Regions from separate parts of the Homo sapiens genome. Here region 1 is linked to region 2. A link is an interaction called in ENCODE POLR2A ChIA-PET data of the cell type or tissue named here. Cell type or tissue: Caco-2. All regions are shown on one strand. Each heading gives the region's core, and the rest is flanking DNA. Links, peaks and the distances in the headings are about the cores only. Region 1 overlaps ALS2CL (ALS2 C-terminal like). Region 2 overlaps FAM240A (family with sequence similarity 240 member A).

Region 1 (5,373 bases), core at 251-5,250, 60 kb after region 2:
AGAAGCCTGCCAGACACTCGCCGGCACTCCTGTGGGGCCCTGCAGGGTTGCATACTTCTGCCCTCTTCCTACCCTGTCCTCTGACCCCGCTCCCGCAGTTCACAGCTCACCCACACTCACCTGGCCCTGGGAGTCCTTGGCACAAAAGGAGAACTCTTCTTCGGGCGTGAGGAGGTGAAACGTGCACCTAGACAGACGGAGGTGATGAGTAGGCCCCAGCTTTGTCCAGGAGGGTGGAGGGGCCCAAGCCAGAGTCCCAGGGTGTGGGCAGGTGTCATGGGGGTAAAGGGAAGAAGGCCTGGGGTGTCAGCCGAGGGGGTTGCTCACCCGTCCTGCCCAGGATCCACCCACACCAGCTTCAGATCAAAGGTGTGGACATTGTGGCCCTGGAAGAGGATGGACACAGGAGTCATCCAGAGCCCAGGCCAGATGCTCACCTACCCTCTGGCCAAGGCTTGCCCCAAGCTCAACCTTGTGTGGCCACCAAGGCTATTCTGCCCAGCATGTCCAGGACTGAGTCCCTCTCCCCTCTGGCTTGCTCCCCACCTCAGGGACAGCTCCTCCATGTCCTTTCTACCCCAGAGCTTGGCCAGGAACTCAGAACCAGCCTCTAGCCCCCTGTGGCTACCAGAGTGGTCTACAAATGAAGCTGGGACCTGGTCAACCCCTGCTGGAAACCTCTCTATGGCTCCTACTGCCTGGGGGTTGAGACACTGCTGAGCCTAACATTTAAGACCTCACAGACCACTACGCCATCAGGGCCACTCCACAATCACACCTTCATGAGCTTGCCCCAACCTCTCCTCACTGTGAACTTTTGCTCATACTGTTCCTTCTACCTGGAATGCCATCCTGCTCTGACAGCCAGAAAAAAAGCCCCTTCCTATGGGAAGATTTTGTGTAGCAACTTCCTACCCGGCCCAGTCAGGCCAATCACTGCTCCATACCAGAATGGGGAGGACGTGGGAGGCCCAGGCCTGAGGGGTGAGGAGGAGCTTGCCAGCCGCAGGCCAGGGACAAGAGATGGCCCACCAGACACAACAGCATGTGCAAAGGTCCAGCGTCAGGAGAGGGCTAGCACAGGGAAGGGACAGTAGCTCATCAGTGTACCTGGAGTGGAGTGTGAAGTTGGGAGTGGAGGGGAATTCAAACTAAATCAGAACCAATCCCAAAATCAGGCTTCAGGGGACACAGGTCTAGGCTGGGCAGCAGCTTCCTGCCAGGCCCCGGCCACCTGTCTGCAAGGGGGTTCCAGGCCAACCTTCTAAGGGGTAGAGAAGACTGTGCTGTGGACCTCACCAGGACAACATGATTTCAGGATGGATGAACCACAGTTGGTGACTGGCCATGTAACAATTCCCAGCCTCAGGCCTGGCTCCCTTCTGACTTCCACAATGCTGAAAGCCCAGGCACTGCTCCTGTAGGGTACTTTTCTCTAGAAGCCTTCTCATCCAGCCCTCCTTAGTCACCCCTCAGTCACCCATGACTTTCTGTCTGGGGTTCCTCTCTCATTTGAGTACAATGGGAACTAAGAGTTGTCTGGTGTCTACTGTAGAACAAACTCACTCACAATGACCCCCACATTCCCGATGGGAAAACGAAGGTGAAGACATGTAACCAAGGACACCAGCTGGGAAGGGCTGAAGCCGGGACAAACCCTGGACAGCCTTTCCCCTCAGCCCATGCTCCTCTGGGGACAGCTCCAGTGGACCGCCCCTCCCCAACACAACGCCTTTCTATCCCTGACCATCCCTCCCAGCCCACTTTCTCAGTCCCAGCAGCATGCCCCTTTACTGCTCCTTTTCCAGCCAGACCCCAGAACCCTACTGTGGCCTCAAGACCTTGGGTCAGCCCCACCCCAACCTGCAGCAGGACGAGGGCATCATCAAAGAGCAGCACACGCTCAGCCCGCAACGGTGCGACCGTCACGGGTACGTCCTGGCTGTCCTGAAGGAGTCTGTGAGCAGGGGTGCAGAGCACATCCTGGTGGGGCAAAGAGGACAGTACAAGGCTTAGGCACCTCTGTCCTGCAAGCTGCCTGCCACTCTGCCACCTCCCAATGTACCCCAGACACCTCCCAGAGGCCCCCTCCAGTAGACCTGGAGCGGACCCTGGGTCAGAGATAGGCAGAAATGCACTGATTATACATTCCTGGCTCTCTTGAAGCTTCAGTGTCCCCTCCCACACCTCTGTGCCACGGCCCCAGCCATGCCCCTATCAGTCCTCTCCCAGTACTCGGCCACCCCTGCCTCCCTTCCACAATTCTCGTTCCTCTACCTAGTCTCCTAATTCTCCACACCAGGTCCAAACCTCAGGGCACAGGGGACTCTCCTCCCTGCAGGGGCAGTCCATGCCATGGTGGGCAGTGACGCAAGGGTGTGATCGGTGATATCCCCAGGGGAGAGGACTGGTTCTGCTGATTGCCTCTTCCCTAGGCCGGGTCAGGGCCTGGCCCAGGACGTGCTCAGCAGACAGATAAGAATGGCTGGACAGAGGGACCTTACAGCCACCTGCTTCAGCCATCACTCCCCCTTCCATATAGGGAAACTGAGGCCCAGAGAATACAGCAAGCAGCTCAAGCCCCCCAACATCTCCATGCCCAATGTGGAACCCCCTCCCTAACTGCCCCTCAGGCCCCCAACTCACCCTCAGCCGGCCTCTCAGGGTGTGCCAGAGAGCCTGTGTGGCCACAGCCTGGTCCAACTCCTGCTTCATGAAGGACTGCAGGTTCCCAAAGAGGGTGACTGCGTTCACCACCAGCTCCCGGGTTGGGTGATGCTGAAGGGGGACAGGGCAGCCAGTGAGAGGAGAGCTTACTGGAATCTTCCCTAGCCCAGTCCTGGTCCCGGCTGGTGGGGAGGCCTGAATCTAGGCCAGACCTTGCCCTTCTCTCCCTGACAGCTCCTCTTCTGCTGGTGGGGCAGGGGGTGGAATATGAAGGTGCTTCCCCAGCTTGGCCCTGGGCCCACGTGTCCTCATTCCCAGGACGTGATTCTACCCCTGCTCTCTGGGTCTCTGCTGGCTCTACCAGGGCAGGGCCACGTGCCTCAGACACCGCAGGGAAGGGCAGTGCTTTCACCCACTAAGATTCCCTAGGACAGAACCATGTCTTCGGACCCCCTCCTCAGGGCTGGGCCACGTCCCCCATGTCCCCTGAAAACCACAGGACAGGCCTGTGACTTCCTCAACCCTCTCCCACCTGCCGGCATGGCTGAGTCCTTCTTGTACTAGGGTTCCTGAGTATAGGCTGAGCCCCCTGAGTCTGGGCCCTATCCCTCCCTTCCCTCGGCTTCCCCACATGCTGCTGCCCCTGGTACCCACCTCCCCAATGGTGTCCCCGAGGCTCAGCAGGAGGAGCACGTACTGTTGCACGTGATGGGCGAGTGGCTGGTGGAGGGCCTGGCCCAGCGATGCGCCCACCGAGCCCTCTGAGCTCACACCTGAAAGCAGCTGCCGCAGCGCCTTCCGCTGGCCCCGCCAGTACTCGCTGCGTGTAGAGAGGGCCACGCACCACCTTCACCCCTTCCTCCATTCCTGCACCCACACCGCCACCTCCCTGCCCCAGCTAATCCCCTCAGATCCCAGGGCCAGCCCCAGGCCCAAAACCTCTACCCTATCAGATCAACACAGTACCTGAGTTGCCCTCACAGGTTTAAGAGCAATATCTCAGAGTATGAAGGGATTGCTGATCACAACCATCCACCCTGAAGGGATTCCCCTCCTTCCCCGCCCCAAGGCCAGCCCAGCTAGAGCGGGTCTGGATTCTGTTCCTGGCCTCACTGGGCCTTCCCTGTTTCTCTTCCAGTGTGGATCAGTGCAGATTTGTAGAGCCAGGAGTCCTCCAGGATGAGTTGTGGGCTGTGACACCTGCTGCTCTGGGGAGGGGGCTTCCCCGACCCCACCCTCACTCAGGCACTCCCACCCTGTCAGGGGCCAGTGCACCAGCCCTGTGCTCACCTTCTCCTCTTTGCTGCCTTCTGGAAGGCCTGCACCACCATGCAGCTTGTGTAGGACTCAATGTACCTGCAGGCAGCACAGGGGACACCCTGCAAACCCAGTCCTCAGCCCCAGACCTAAGCCCCTGGTCCCTGGGATCCCCAGATCCCACCCACTAGTCAGCTGCAGCCCTGAGGGCCCACACAGTGGCCTGGCTCTGGGCACTGGAGACCTCAACTCCTGGGCCAACAAGACAATTCTAACATACAGTCTGTCTTCCCTGAGAGGCCCCAAGCCTCAGGTCTGGAGTGTCTGAGCCTGCTGTCAGGCGAATACCCAAGCCCAGGTGAGGCTGAACCCAGGTGAGCACCAACCATGGACTGAGCCCAAACCTTTGCTTGAACCCTGACCCATGTGAGCCCCAACCCCAGGTGAACCTTAATGCCAGGTGTCACTCTGACACCAGGGATGAGCCCCAGCCCCACCTCCAGTGGTCTTACTCTATGTGGGCCTGCAGTACACGGTCAGCACCTCGCAGCAGCAGCAGGGACTCCAGACCGGTGGAGTCCGGGTAACGCAGCCTCTCCTGCAGTGAGTGCAGGCTTTCCTCCGTCACCTCCCAGAGTTGCTGGGAGCTCTTGTGCAGCTGTTGCAAGAGCCGCAGGCACTCTCTGCCCCAGGGATCCGAGGGATCTGGGGCTGGGGAAGGAGTACAGTCACACTGTGAGTAGAGGACGTGGGCTCCATCTCCCAGGGAACATGCACAGGCCCCAGGTGTTCACATGAGAGCCACCAGCACCGGCCAGCCCTGGAGCTGCAGCAGGGTCTGCATCCCTGGGATCCGCAGGACAGAATTGGTGAACCCTAGAGCTGAGCAGGGGAAGGGCAGGCTGGAGCAGTGGGCAGTATCCTCGAGGAGGAAACAGGAGACACACCCACTCCTCACTAAACAGGGACAACCCTGACAGCCTCAGGGAACTAAGTACATACACGAATTCCCCCCTGGCTCTGGGCCTCCTCATCCTGGACTACTCAGATCCAGAATGTGAAGTCCACAGGGTCACACAGTCCTCTGCCATTTCACAGATGCACAGAGGCACCTGTCCAAGGCCTCACAGGTGAGAATTAAACTGGAAGTAAAACCTAGGCATCCTGTTCCAGTCAGTCTTGTTCCCCTCCCGGCACCATCAGGTGCCCTAGGTGGGAGCAAGATGAAAATTCAAGCAAAGGGCAGTTTCCAGTTTTTTACCCTGGGAAAGGAGGAATTCCATCTCTTTGTACAGCCTGGTCTGGGCTACAGGTAGGTTCATGGCCTGGCCCCTCAGCGTTCCTTTAAAAAAGGAGCAGTCAGACTTGGCGCAGTGGCTCATGCCTATAATCCCAGCAATTTGAGAGGCTGAGGCGGGCAGATCATTTGAGGTCAAGACTTTGAGACCA
Region 2 (5,373 bases), core at 147-5,146:
TACTTTTAACCTATTTTGTCTTCATATTTAAAGTGGATTTCTTATAAGCAGTATATATTTGGATATTGTCTTTTAAAAATCCAATTTGACAGTCTTTGCATTTTTATTGCGTTGTTTACACCATTAACATTAATTGGTATGATTTGTTTTAAATCTACCATCGTGCTATGTGTCCTCTATTTCTCTCATCTGTTGTTTATTCCCTTTTTCTCTTTTTATGCCTTGTTTTGGATCAAGTGAGTATTTTTTATGATTCCATGTTATCTCTTCTGTTGGCTATTTAACTATTGTTCTTTGTGTTTAGTGGTTGCTTTAGGATATATAATACACATCCTTAACTTATCACAGCCTGCCTTCAGGTGATATTTTATCACTTTTTGTGTAGCATAAGAACCTTAAAATGGTATATTCTCATTTCTCCCCTCTTGGCCTTTATGCTATTGTACAAAGTACAACTTTACTTCTACATATGCTATAACCCCACAGTACATCATTAATAGTTTTACTTTCAACGGTGGGCTATTTTTTTTTTTTTTTTTTTTTTTTTGAGACAGAGTCTTACTCCGTCACCCAAGCTGAAGTGCAGTGGCACAATTTCGGCTCACTGCAACCTCCTCCTCCCAGGTTCAAGCAATTCTCCTGCCTCAGCCTTCCGAGTAGCTGGAACTGCAGGCACCCGCCACCATGATCAGCTAATTTTTGTGCTTTTAGTAGAGACAGGGTTTCACCATATTGGCCAGGCTGGTCTCGAACTCCTGACCTTGTGATCTGTCCACCTTGGCCTCCCAAAGTGCTGGGATTACAGGAGTGAGCCACTGTGCCTGACCACAGTGGGCTATTTTTAAAGCTATTTAAGTAGTTTTAAAAAGTATTAATATATAACCACATCGTTGCTTTTCAGATGCTTTTCATTCCATGTGTACATCCAGATTTCCATCTTGTGTCACTTTCCTTCTGTTTGAAGGAATTCCTTTAACATGTCATGTAGTGACAGTCTGCTGGTGATTTCTTTCAGTTTGCATACGTCTAAAAATATCTTTATTTCACCTCTGCTGTTGAAAGATAGGTTTGCTGTGTAAAGAAGTCTAGACTGACAGGTTTACTCTCCCTGACTGCAAATATATTTTCAAAGGAAAATCCAGAGAATTAAGATTAAGTACTTCTAACAAAAATGAGAGCCTGTTTACTCTTACTTATATAAATAAATAAATATGAATAAATTATATATATATATATATATTTAAACTTGCATGTCCTCTGCATGCCTTTTAAAACCTGAACACATACATGCAATTTCAGGGGCTGGGAGGACAGGAAGAAAGCTCTCCTGAACCAAGAGCCATGGAAATGAATGCTCCATCTGTGTGTTTGGTTTCTATTTTCAGGCTCAGAGAAGAATGGAAGCAGAGGCTGGAAACAAAGCTGAGGCTGCGGAACAATCCAGAGGACACTGAAAAGAGGACAAATGTTGGCTGAGAGCTTCCTGCTTCATTGACACAAGAAGATGCAAAACACTGAGGTCACTTTGCTAGAAGTCAGTGCAAATTCCTGAGTCCCTTTGCTATACCAATCAGCTCTCACACTATTGTTTCCCCACCTGGGAGAGGACTTACCTGTAAATCCTTTCCCAGTGTTTGATGGCAGTTATTGGCCAAGTCAGTCCTCTGTGCATGGGCGCCAGGTTATTATCCCAAATGTCTCTAAAGATAGCTTATTTAATATCGAAGCTCCATGCAGCATTCCTTGCTTCTATATAATTATCTTCTAATTTTGAAATCCAAATATTTTAAACTCTAAACACACCAAGAGGAATCCTCAACCTTCATGGTCAAACTTTAAACACTGTACAGTGGTATTGCCCCACCATTTCACCTAGGAAACACAGCTTTATGGAATTCTTGTTTTCTTTTTATGAGAAGAGAAATGCACCTATCTGCAGAAATTAAAAAACAATTATCAATAGTCAAAGTACAATTTGAAAATAAATTGATCTAATATTCTTTTTTCTTCATATAAATTTAATTAGCTTTTTCAAAAGTATGTTTACCAAGAATAATATCAGAATAATTTTAATAAAACTTGGTTGTCCTGTCATCACTATGCACATGCCTTCATTTTATTGCTTTATTTTAATCTCTGCATGTTTACACTGGTTGGCTCTCTGTCAGCCCAGCCAAAGCATATCTGGCCATTCCACAGAGTGTTTACCACACAGATTCTGGATTTTGAAATGGTATAGTCACTCCCTTGCCATCTCTCAAGTTCAGAAGCACCAGGGTTTGATGCTTCCAAGAGTGCAAACTGTAACTGGGCCTGAGGCAATTATTTTAACCAAGGGAAGGGAGAAGAGATGCAATGATATAAAGTCCTGGGTACTTGCTGGCTGTAAGCAGCACCTGCAAGGCCTTATATACTATACACAGAGGCACTGTATGGCAGACGCACCTGACAGCAATAACAAGATAATAAGTTAAGCAAATACACTGAGAATGACATTATGGTCTAAGAAGAATGTGTGTTCGGAGTCCCAAGCTAAGGAATCCGGGAGTGGCCAACCGGGAGTTTCATACCTTAATTGTGAAGGACACCTGAACCCCCAGCCATCCTTTGGAACATAGGTTGTACAGGGGATCAAAGCCTTCTGTTTTGGGTTAGATGGTGGTTGCTAGGTGGAGGGTGCTAAGTGAAAATGCTATATAAACTGCATGCTTTTTACAAACAGTAGTGGTTCTCTTGTCCAGCCCACTGCTACTGGACCATCCCTATGTAAGTTCCCCCAATAAACCCTATGTCTCATTCACTGTCTCTGAGTGTCTTCTTTGTCTTCTCAGACATGGTGCCATTCCACTGGAGTCAATAGGAGCCTGGCTTGACATAACATTACTAGGAGATGCAGAGAGTCAGGCTGGCCAATTCTGCCAGTGGTGAGTGTGGTGTTGCAGTCTTCTAAGTATCCTAATACAGCATTAAGTATTTCCATCCACATCCCTAGGGAACCCATTAGGCTTTATCAGGCCAATGGGAACCTCCCAGAGGAAAGCAGGACTGGGGGAGTATTTCCCCAGCTTCCACACTTAATATGATCCAAGGAACAGGGCTTAGAGCCCTCTCTCCCTCTATGGTCTCTTATTCAATCTTGGATTCAATTCAACTAATAAATTACAAATTCAAGCTGGGGAAATTTGAGAATGTTTAGATGAAGAAGGAATTTTTGTTGGGTGTAGGAGGAACGTAGGAATTAAATAGAGGTCGAAAAAAAGTCATAGCTTGCGGGGCTGAGAGGCTCTCAGAAGCAAAGGCCTGCCTTCACAAACTGCAAATGCTGTTGCTGGGATTGAAATGCAGTAGAGTGAGGCGGGAAATACAGGTGAAGATTCATTGTGCATTTACTCATTCACCATATGCCAGGCACTGTGCTAGACAACCAGAATCCAGCAGAAAAAAAAACAGAGGTGTCAGCTCTGGAAGCCACAGTCTAGGGAAGAAGCCACTGGGAGTCACAGCAGGCCATGGTGCCCACACCCTGTGGGAACACACTCTGGACTAAGGAAGATCATATACACATGATCCAGGAGCAGTGAGTATTCAGAGCTGGCAGGTCCTGGGTACTTTGAGGAAATACATTCAGCAAAGTTAGAGTGGGACTGTGGAGAAGGCACAGCACACAGGGCCTTGCTGGCTGATGGATTTGAGCTTTGCCTAAGGGCACAGGGAGCCCCTGAAGGGTATTAGCAAGGAGACGGCTGGAGCACTGCCCAGAGACAGGAGGTGAGAGGACAGAGGTGGGAGGCCAGTCACGAGCTCCTGCAGATGGCTCTGGAGAGGCCTTGGTGCCCTGGAGGGTGGGGTCAGGAAGGTAAGGGGTAGACAAGGAGGAGGACCATCTTGGAGGGAAGCGCACAGCTCCCTGAGTGATGGGGTGCAGAAGGAGGTGTGTGTCCAGGCAGTTAGAAGTGGCAGACGTTCTTGGAGGCTGTGAAAAGGTAGGGAATATGAAGGAAAAATATGATGTGGGAATAGAGGTGGTGGGGACACATCAGAAGCATGATGAGTGAGACGGCCCAGGAGACATGCAATTTGCGCCAAGGAGCATGGAGGAAAATTCTATTCCCAGGTTGCTGCCCAGCTACTCTAGAACACTACCTCCTCAGGGCGCTGCTTAGATATAGTATAGAAATGGGTATCTCAGGGCCTGACTGATTTCCTCATGGGGGATAGAGACCTGATAGAAATCTTGGCTGGTTCCAGGCCAATATCCAGGGCAAGCACATGAATCCATCAGAGTCAGCCTCAGGGAGAATGATGAGCCCATGGCCAAGGAGATAGTGAGCAGTTTTGGATTTGGAAAGCCAGTTTTCTTGGGAAAGATTTTATTACAGGTGTGCTGACAGGTGAAACAGTTTATGGGTGTTCTGTCTCTGAGTATTAAAAAGGGCATCCTGTTTTTGAAATACCCAAGCATTGCTGACTTCTCAGAGCTCTATATCTGTCCCAACACCTGAATGTGTATTGAATAGATTTTTATTGATTGGTATGTTTTGGTTACAAATGTTTTAGGTGCTTTTCTGTAAAGTACCTAAATACAAATAGAATGAAATTACTCGATTAGGACTGACATATAAAGTTAAATTTTCATATTCACTGATATGGATGAAACTCATCATTTTTAAGGCTCCAGTGGTTCTGTTCTAGGAACATATGTTTCTGTGGAACCTGGTAGATGCGTAACATAGGATTGATCTGTTCACAGTCTCAAAATAGCCTTGGAGGTTGACCCAGGCCTTGAAGCCCTGCTCTCAGGCCACTCTGCACCATTGGCTCGGTGACCTCCCAGAGATCTGAATAGGCCTAGTTGCTGCTCCTTGGAAACCTTGACTCCCCACAGATGAGCAGAAGCTGCTTCCTTTTCCCTAATCTATGGAAGGGTCACCAGGATAAAGCCCCTAGCGGGTGTGGAAGCCAGCTTTGGGAGAACCTAAGAAGTGCAATGGGAGCAGCTGTGAAAGGAAGATTGTGACTATACAGTCAAGCTGTGAGGCCAGGAAGACCCGGGACCCCCTCAGGGCTCTCAGAGGCTGAATATGAGGGCAGAAATCTCAGCTGCTTTGGCAGCAGAACAGCCGTGGGGACAGGAACACTCATATATTAATGAGACGCAAATTATCTTTCGGGTGCTTGTAGCACAAGCACATAGTCTTATAAGAAACACTTGAATAACAACTCCATTCAAAGCAGGGCTAGGCAGACTGAATAGATCAGCTCGGGGCTTATTTCCTCCCTCATTTAGCAGAGAGCTGGCTTAGCTTTCTGAATTGCTCAACGTAAAACACACTGAGACTAGCTGCTAAGCTTCAGAGGCTTCTCTCCACACAA

The links. ChIA-PET counts read pairs that join two places held together with the same protein. Peaks named below come from ENCODE experiments on the same cell type or tissue, not always from the same donor. Only the 100,000 strongest peaks of a DNase experiment are listed, where the experiment ranks them.
Region 1: POLR2A ChIA-PET joins it to region 2 with 13 read pairs; 2 of 35 experiments call an interaction of 5 or more read pairs at or near these places.

Annotation. Positions count from the first base shown.
Region 1 is chr3:46,683,662-46,689,034 of GRCh38, forward strand. It overlaps ALS2CL (ALS2 C-terminal like), which reads right to left. Exons shown (of 26, transcript NM_147129.5): 3 at 4,437-4,635; 4 at 3,958-4,023; 5 at 3,322-3,487; 6 at 2,647-2,778; 7 at 1,864-1,983; 8 at 328-386; 9 at 121-187. Among named protein-coding and RNA genes, the nearest start is that of ALS2CL, 7.3 kb to the right of the region's middle. In Caco-2, for the core only: no CTCF peak of the experiment used is centred there; no DNase peak of the experiment used is centred there.
Region 2 is chr3:46,623,743-46,629,115 of GRCh38, forward strand. It overlaps FAM240A (family with sequence similarity 240 member A), which reads left to right. Exons shown (of 3, transcript NM_001195442.2): 3 at 1,386-2,801. The coding sequence ends at 1,476. Among named protein-coding and RNA genes, the nearest start is that of FAM240A, 14 kb to the left of the region's middle. In Caco-2, for the core only: no CTCF peak of the experiment used is centred there; a DNase peak (open chromatin) is centred at 2,549.